Regions from separate parts of the Homo sapiens genome. Here region 1 is linked to region 2. A link is a contact called in ENCODE Hi-C or POLR2A ChIA-PET data. All regions are on one chromosome and are shown on one strand. Each heading gives the region's core, a stretch centred on a gene start or an enhancer-like site at or near the end of the contact. The rest is flanking DNA. Distances are from core to core; before and after follow the strand shown.

The links. A loop is a pair of places that touch in the nucleus more often than their neighbours do. ChIA-PET counts read pairs that join two places held with the same protein, here RNA polymerase II (POLR2A). Pooled maps may share reads with other maps.
Region 1: a map of Caco-2 shows a loop between it and region 2 (2.0-fold over the local background). The contact joins the promoter of LINC02217 here to the enhancer-like site in region 2. A Hi-C loop is called at or near these places in 2 of 168 maps with a recorded cell type or tissue (CD14-positive monocyte and Caco-2), 1 of 37 single-sample maps with no recorded cell type and 1 of 50 pooled maps. POLR2A ChIA-PET finds 5 or more read pairs at or near these places in 3 of 52 experiments (AG04450, H1 and HEK293).

Annotation. Positions count from the first base shown.
Region 1 is chr5:17,401,534-17,405,693 of GRCh38, reverse strand. It overlaps LINC02217 (long intergenic non-protein coding RNA 2217), which reads right to left and starts at 1,675. Exons shown (of 2, transcript NR_134275.1): 1 at 1,606-1,675. RefSeq lists an enhancer at 3,617-4,160.
Region 2 is chr5:17,364,161-17,368,456 of GRCh38, reverse strand. No RefSeq gene overlaps it. Among named protein-coding and RNA genes, the nearest start is that of LINC02111, 21 kb to the left of the region's middle. Within about 2 kb of position 2,521, at least 2 of the 41 ENCODE cell types and tissues checked have a DNase peak (open chromatin) inside an H3K27ac peak, as active enhancers do.

The sequences.
Region 1 (4,160 bases), core at 426-2,925, 38 kb before region 2:
TTGCTATAGAGAAAATGAATGCAAATTACCAAAATGTTAAGTAGCTAATAAGCTTAATGTCTACTGGGAATGAGGAAAATTATATTCCTCTTATAAAAAGGAAAAGTTATTCACCTCTGCCAAGAGGCATAGAGATATATAATACTCACACATAATACTCACACAGAGATTTGCCTAAATTGACTACAGACCATTGTAAGAAAAAAAAAGACTCAAAAAGATAAAACCAGAAGATGGGTAAAGATAAATCTCTAGTTGTTTCAAAGACCTAAGAAATACATGAGACAAAAGCCCAATGACTTGGCAAGTAATTTCAGGGACTTTGAGTGCCATATTTCTTGGAGAACAAGAACTATACTTCTAAAATGTCAACAAATTATAACAGAAATAAAAGTAAACACAGGTTAGATTAAGCAATGGTTCATCATGATTAAGGATTAATGATCACACCTAGATATTGATTTATTTAAATGTTGTACACACATTGATCTTTGAAGATGATGTAATATAATGCTGTTATAAAGAGTTGCTCTTTTTTTATTGGTTCTTAAAAGAAAGATATAAATTTAAGTGTTCAAAAGTCTTACTAAAACTCCACACCAACTGTCCATGAAAAGCAACAGTTCCTAACTTGTTCCCTTTTATGCCTCCAGCATCTAGCACACAATAATATTCTTGGTAAAATAGTATTTTTTTCAATAGTATTTTTTGATAAAAATAAGCCATTTCATTTTGGTAAAAATAAAATCACAAATATGAAACTGCAGTTCACTTGAAGGCAAATTGATAGAAATAAACTTTCAGTGGTAAGATGAGAGATATTAACACGTAATGGAAAGCTGCAAATATCTCCATAGCCCAGGAAAAAATGCAAAAAGCTATTGAGTAGCCGGGATCTGTTACTCCATAGAAGAGCTGTATCTCTTTATGCAACATTTAGCAATATTTCTAAGCAACTACTTACCTGATTCTTTCAGAATCATTTAGGTGGAAACTTCAGACTCTTTTCCCTTAAACTTGTATGTAACTCCCTCTCAAGAGGAGAAAACCCACCCTCCTCCATGAACACAGGATTTAGAAGGAGAAGAGACTTCCTGTTACCTCCTCATTGCTTTTCCAAAGCACAGCTCCCCAGCCTTGAAATAAAAACACCTGTGTTGAGGCTTATGGTACCCAGCTTTACAGGTCTCTTCTACCAACTGCCTGACTCTCTCCCTGACATTTGTGGAAGATTTGAATATCTAGTAGCTGCCCGCTTTTCTTCTCTATCGCTGTTCCTGAAAACGCTGCAGATGATATCTGTGTCTTAAAAGGGATGATTGACCTGGCATTAAGTACTTACTACCCTTGAACTTCTCAACTGCAGACTTTACCTCCAAAGCCCACTGTGCCACCCCATTCCATGGCAACTGTAGGGTGTGGCCTTGGCTCTGAAATCTTCAGCTTTGCCTTATCACTGCAGGCTCGTAGTCTCCCCTCTCACTCCAAGCTTGAAATCCTTCACTGTTGCATTCTCAATTTAAAAATCTGGTCTGCACCCTCCTCTCAGCACACAGAGCTCTCTGCAATCTGTCCACTGTCCGTTTGTCTCCCCGCATTTCTTACCCCACACAAACAGACTTGCCCCTTTCAGACATCCTGAAAGACTGTGTTTCCAGTGCGGCTTTGAGCTTCCAAAGTGGTGCTTCTTTTGTCCTGCTTTTTCTCTTTTAGTTTACTCCTACTCAGTCCTTCAAACCTAGTCTGAAAGTATTCATTTCTGTTAAAAGCCTTTCCATGTTCCATCTGTGCAGTCTGCTTTATTCGCTCCTTCTTCCGGCTCCCAGAATATCCTTTATATAACTCCTGGGTACACTCGCTAAGGCCAGGAGGATGTCTTGCTCACATTAGTAACTGCAACACCTGGGACAATGTCAGGAAGATGGTAGCTAGGACAAGCCTTGAGGATGTTTTCCAGAAAATATTAACACCAGAGAAACTGGAAAAGAGGACATAATTCCAAGTTTAAATTTTTTCTACTGTACACTTTATACTGGTTTGCTAATACCGTTAGATATTTTTATTCACCCCTAGATAGTGGTTGCATTTTATCCCCTACTGAAGAAGAACACTGCATGGTTACTACACAACAGTATGGACAGTGTTTGAAAGTTGAATGGAAGATGATCAAATGAGGTTAAGCTTTCAAGTTGGGAAAAAGGGAGAAAGTGGGAAAAAGTAAGTATTCCTATAAATTTTTTAAGTCAACAAACATAATTATTTTTGTTTCTTAAGGGCTGTTCTGAAAAATGTGAGGAAACTCACCACTTGGTTAAATTTCAGTCATCAACTGAATTATTTAAAGCAAGAAATCTGAGTTTGATTCTGCTTTCATAAAAGAAGCAAACCAGCAAAAGAGGCCTTTTAGAATTACTATATTACAGTAGTTTAAAATAGAAATGCAGCTAGTGCATTTAACACTTAGTCTTCTTCTCCTTATCTTAGTTCTTTAAAATCATCACCAGTGCCCTGGTGGTTGAAAAATTGAGCTGTAACTCAATCTGTGCCATTAATGGCAGAATCCTGGGTCAGTCTATTAACCTATTTTGATCTCAGTTTCCTCATTTGTAAAATGAGAAGAGAGTGGATGAGTGATTTTTCAAATGTTTTGTTAATTGACAGAACTCCCTTCTTTTTCCCAAAGGAAATGTTACCAGGAATCCTGAGACAGGAAACCTGAAAGGCAGGATGGAGAAGATTCAGCTTCCCTCTCTCCCTCCAGGCACACCCCAGAATTCTGGGAAAGAGAATTGGAAAACTGGCTCAGAGGGTCCTATTTTGAGTCTTTCACAGCAATCCTGGCAGGTCCTGGAGTGGACCTGCAAGAAAGGATGAAACGAGGGCAGGTATGCTAAGCTGATAGCCCACGTTAGCTCAAAGGGAAAAGAACACATTTTTCCTAGTTGTAAGTCTGAAAGTGGAATGAGAGATTAGTCCTGAGATAACCTTGGAAGAATCTGTCCCCACCTCCAGGGTTACAATGTTGACTCTTTGAATGGTATTTCTGCCCTGCGTCTTAACTTTCCTGGAAACCCCTCTGCCTGCTCTGATCCCTGAGCCCAATTTAACCTCTTCCTCCTCATCTTCCTCTTAACCCACCATATGGCTCCCAACACCCACATTTTGGCCCACGATGCTTTCTCTCTGTGACCCACCCGAGCGGGCAGCCCTGATTCAGGAAACAGGGGTTATAGTTACTGGAAAACAGATGCCTCAATGGCAATAGGACAAACTTTGGAACAAAGGAGCTCACGGGTCCTTTACGACCTAAAATCTCTAAATCTCTTGCATTGTCTTGCTCAATTGAAATAAGCCGGGGCTTTGTGTTTCCTCTCACCCGCATTCAAAGAGCTGGTGCTGATGACACTTGATTTTCCTCACTCTTCGTTCCTAAGGCAAAGTGAGAAAATGCTTTCAAAACTAGCTCTAAATTTGGCTCATTTTCGCTCTTTGGAAAAATAGAGAGAGAGAGAAAGAGAAAGTCTCACTTTCCTACTCCTACAACTTATTTTAAAATTTGCAGAGGAATTCCCACAGAACTCCTGCAGTTTAAAAAAAAAAAAATCTATTAGCCTGTAAAATGTCCACAAATTCTTCGGCACCCAAAGCCTAGCCGGCAGCTGGTGCCCCACGGCTATTATTATCCCACCCTGGGATTCACTTGTAAAAGCCTCACACACAGTAAACAAATGTCAGAGAGCAAACACAAAGCTCTCTCTAAACTCAAGACATTCTAATTCTTATCTGTTCACTGTCGAAATGTTTACCTGTCCCTTCAATGTTCTGGGCATCTCAGCTGTCAACTAAAAGGAAGAAGCTGAGCCAAAATTAACATAAGTAGAGAGTTGATTCGGGCCAAGCTTGAGGATTGCCGCCCTGGAGAGTATTCAAGTGGATTTTTAAAGGAAAAAGAAGAAAGCAGTTCCTGAGTTGTTTACCAATAAATTATGTTAAAATAACATAAGGTGTTCTTTGTATTGCAAATTCCAGCAACAAGAAGATAATGTGTTAGGCAGTTAATCTGGAACAAAATGCCTTTAAAACATTACCCCCAGGCAGGGGTGCAGGGTGGGGAGGGAATGATTGGAGTTCCATACTTCTGTCTCTCTGGGCCTGATAAA
Region 2 (4,296 bases), core at 1,272-3,771:
GCTGTGCAAAATGAGAGAGAAGGAAATCGCTGGCAGAAATATCCCCGAAGAAGGGATTTCTCCCCCAAAGACCAGAAAGCAATTCTTCTAGGTTAGGGGAATGAGGAGACATACAGAGAAAACAAGAGGCTTGGGAGTTCCTCATGAAAGGACTGGACCTGGAGTGGCCATGCAGGAGAGGTGCAAGGGACTTGGAGCCCCTGAAGCTTCAGGAGAGCTGCGTGGCCCATGTCCTGCTGCACCGGCAGCCATCACGCCCATGAGCCCTGCCTGTGTCCAGAAACAGTGCTGCTGTCCTTGACCTCGTCACTCTGCAAGGACTTCGCTTCCCCAGCAGGCAGTTCACCTCTGGATACCCCTCCCTGATGCAAACTTTGCTCATGTCATGTCTATCAAGATCAAGAAAATGGAGCCCATAACTGAGATCAGCACATGGGTAAGGAAACTGCTGAATGGAAGGAGCTCCAAGACCTGGAACTGAGACCGAAGCTGGCAACATGGCGGGATGTTGCACCCCCCACACACACGCTCACACGTGGTTTTCATTCCTTCTTTCATATTACGGCGGGCGTGGAATTACCAGTCAATTTGACATTTATAAATACATTAACTAGCGCTTCCAATTCTTCTCCTGCTTCCAAGTTTGTTCTCACCACCTCACAGAAAATGCTGGGGACAGAATTAAATGCAGAGTAATCTAAACAAGCTTTGATATGTCATATGTCTTTCCTACTGAATAAGCTAAACCAACCAGGGTAATTTAGTGATACTTGGGCAAGAAAACTAGGAATTACGCACACTTTCCTTTTCCAAATTCCCCACATGGAAGTCTGTGAATTCTACTGCAATTACAGTGGTATAATAAAAAAGATATGCTTGGCTTTTGTTCGTGTTCTTGGCATAGACTTCCTAAAACCCTTGCAATTCCTTGAGTGATAGGAGTGTCTTTTGTTATTCATAATGAGCCCTTTTCAATTATACCTGGGATTATGTGAGTGAAGTGGCTCTTGGCAGGACCCCTGGATTGCCTCAGGATGGGGGCTGGTTTGGTTGCCAGAGGAACCAAGCATATGATTAGAGGGTAGAAATTTTCACCATCATCCCCCCACCTCGGGGGATAGGAAGGGGGCTAGAGAATGAGTTCAATCATCAATGGCAATGATTTAATCAATTATGCCTGCAATAATGGAACTTCAATAACAATCCTGAGAGAAGGAGGCCGGGGAAGCTTCTGAGCTGGCGAACATGTTTAGGGTGGCACATACTGACTCCACAGGGACAGAGACTCCTGCGCGACAGACCATTCCACACCTCACCCTATGCACTCTTCATTTGACTCCTCATTTGTGTCCTTTATAATGAACTGCAATAGGAAGAAGAGCACTTGCCTGCGTTCTGTGTCATTCTAGCAAATCACCAAACCTGAGTGGGAGGAGGTCATGGGAACCCCTACATTCGTGGTAGCCCAGGCAGAAGTAAGGGTAGCCTTGGACACCTCATTCATGGCTGATGTCTGAAATGGAGGCAGTCTTGTAGGACTGAACCCTCAACCTGTGGGACCTGGGCTCACTCTGGAGTTAGTGTCAGAATTGAATTGAATTGAATTTTTGGACAGCCAATTGGTGTTGGAGAAATGGAGAATTGATGGTAGTTAGAGAAAAATCACACAGGTACATATCCCAATTCCGACATTGCTTTCTCTTTCCACTGCTACCATTTTAGTCCCAATCCATCATCATCTGTTTCCTGGACTGCCATACGTAATGGGCTCCTTCCTAATTTTTCTTTTTTTTTCTTTGAGACCGAGTCTCACTCTGTCCCCCAGGCTGGAGTGCAGTGGCACAATCTCGGCTCACTGCAACCTCCGCCTCCTGGGTTCAAGCAATTCTCCTGCCTCAGCCTTCCAAGTAGCTGGGATTACAGGCGCCCGCCACCACACCCGGCTAATTTTTGTATTTTTAGTAGAGAAGGAGTTTCACCATATTGGCCAGGCTGGTCTTGAACTCCCGACCTCAGATGACCCACCCCACTAAGCCTCCCAAAGTGCTGGGATTAGAGGCGTGAGCTACCACGGGGCTCCTTACTAATCTTGCTTTCCTCTGCTGTTCCTATGATACAGCCAACACTTAGCCTGCGGAGTGGGTTGTTTAAAACTCAAGCCACAATATATCATCTGCTAAAAACCCTCCGGTGATTCCTATTACACTTAGATTCAAACCCAGTCCGAACCCTATTCTGACGTGCAAGGCTCTTGGTGACCTGACTCCTTCCTATCTCATACCATACCCACTTGCTCACTGAATCCTTTCCATGCTGGCCTTCCTTCTGGTTTTCTGTTTATTAAACCCACCAGTCTTCTTGATTTGACTCATCGCTCCCTCAGCTTGGCATCCTCGCCCTCTTCTCCACATGCCGGTCTGAGCTGTCACTCAGAAGTCAGCTCAGAGATGCCTTTCTGGACCATCCAATCATGGACAGAGAGCCACCAGCACAGCAGGTTGGTCTAATTCTCTGCACATCCTATCAGCGTCTGCCACGTTTTGTGTTTATTTATCAGTTTATTGTCTGACTACGAGCCCTAGAATGTAACCTCCGTGAGAAACAGGACCTTCTCTGTCTCATCCCTCACTCCAATCCTCAGTGTCCAAACAGGACCTGACACACTCAGCCAGCTAATGAATGTTTAGAGACCAGGTGGTTGAAGAAAGCCTTCACACATAAGGTGAAAATCCAGGACTTAGCAATGACTGAATTTATTTACCAGAAAACAGCAGAGACCACAATTAATCTCAGCTGGTTCTATGCTGTAGCATCCGACTGGTGACAAGGACTCATGCTGGGAATGAAACTATTTTAAGGATTTGCTTCATGAAAGGGTCTGTTTATTAGAGCAGCAGCAAATATAAACAACTTCTAGAAATCCAAACAGGAGGGCCAGCACCAAACAAGGTTGCTGGCAAGCTTTCTTGCTCAGTAAAGTCCTCTCAACGCTGTTCCCATGAAAACAATTCATTCTGCAAAGCAATCGGCCTCCTGCCTCCTTGGGCACTAATTGCTCTGCCTGGTTAGACAATTTAGAAAAATGCACCACTTTCAACATGGGAAGGGAAAGGGAAAGGAGGGGGCCTGGCTTTTCAAAAGTACAATGAGCTCTGAGAAAAAGAAAACACAGAAAAATATTTCAAGAGAGGAGAATACCTCTAAGTGGAAATGAGTGCTTTAGCTGAGGCCAGAAAGTGGATTGGACCTTCATTGCCTCAATGTCCTCCAAGGAGTCCAGAGTCCTGGCTGCTCCAGTGGGAAACAGCGAATCATGGCATTTCTTGAATCTGGCATTTGGAATGTTAGTTTTTCCCCTAAACAGACAGACCCTGACAACCATCTGTTGGGTCAGCCTGCTGTTCAGAAACAAAGATACAGTTTGGTGCATACTGATAGCCCAAAGTGCAGTTTCCATGTAAATACATCCAGCAGCTAATGCCAGTGATTAATTCTGCATATCTTTTCCCTGCCATAATTATCCATCTCACAAGGGGCATCTCAAATTTCCAAAAAGAAACCCTTTCACAGTGTATATTTAAAGCCCTTAAAATGGTCATAGTCTTTTATCCAGTAATTGCACAACCAGAAATCCATGCTGAAAGAAAACAATAAGAAATGCAGACAAGTATTTATTCTCAGGGATGTTCAAAATCCTAAAAAAAAAATATATATATACATATATATATATGAACCACCTAAATGTCCATCAACGGGAAACAGTAAAGAAAAATTACTAAATGTGCCTTTGATGGAATGTTATATAGTCGTTAAAATTATTTTTACTGGGAACTTTTAAAAGCACACTTGTGCTTTAAGGAATTCAACCATGCTTCCGACAGGTTCACAGAAACACTGGTTAATCCCAAAGAATTTCTGGGTTTCCTCAAAGCCTTTCTTTCCTTTTCTCTTTTCTGAAATCAGAGATGTTGCCACGCCATGGTGCTAAAGCAGGGGGAAGTGGGTTGGAGAGGAACGTAATCTTCATGTAAATCTATATCCACACACAAAAAAATGAATGTTCCTGTCCTTGGAAGAAAGGAGGTAAGGCAGAGTCAGGGTTTTGAATGTTTTTTCCTACCATCTGCTGATTCTATGCTTTCAAACTCTTTCTTGAGCAGCTGCTAGGCAGCTGTTTCAGCCTCCTGAGATAGGTAGAGAGGAAAAGAAAGGAAAAAAGAATACAAACCTACAGAGACTTCCACACCATCCAGACTTTAGGTAGAGTTGTGCTATTTATATATATTAATTTTTTTA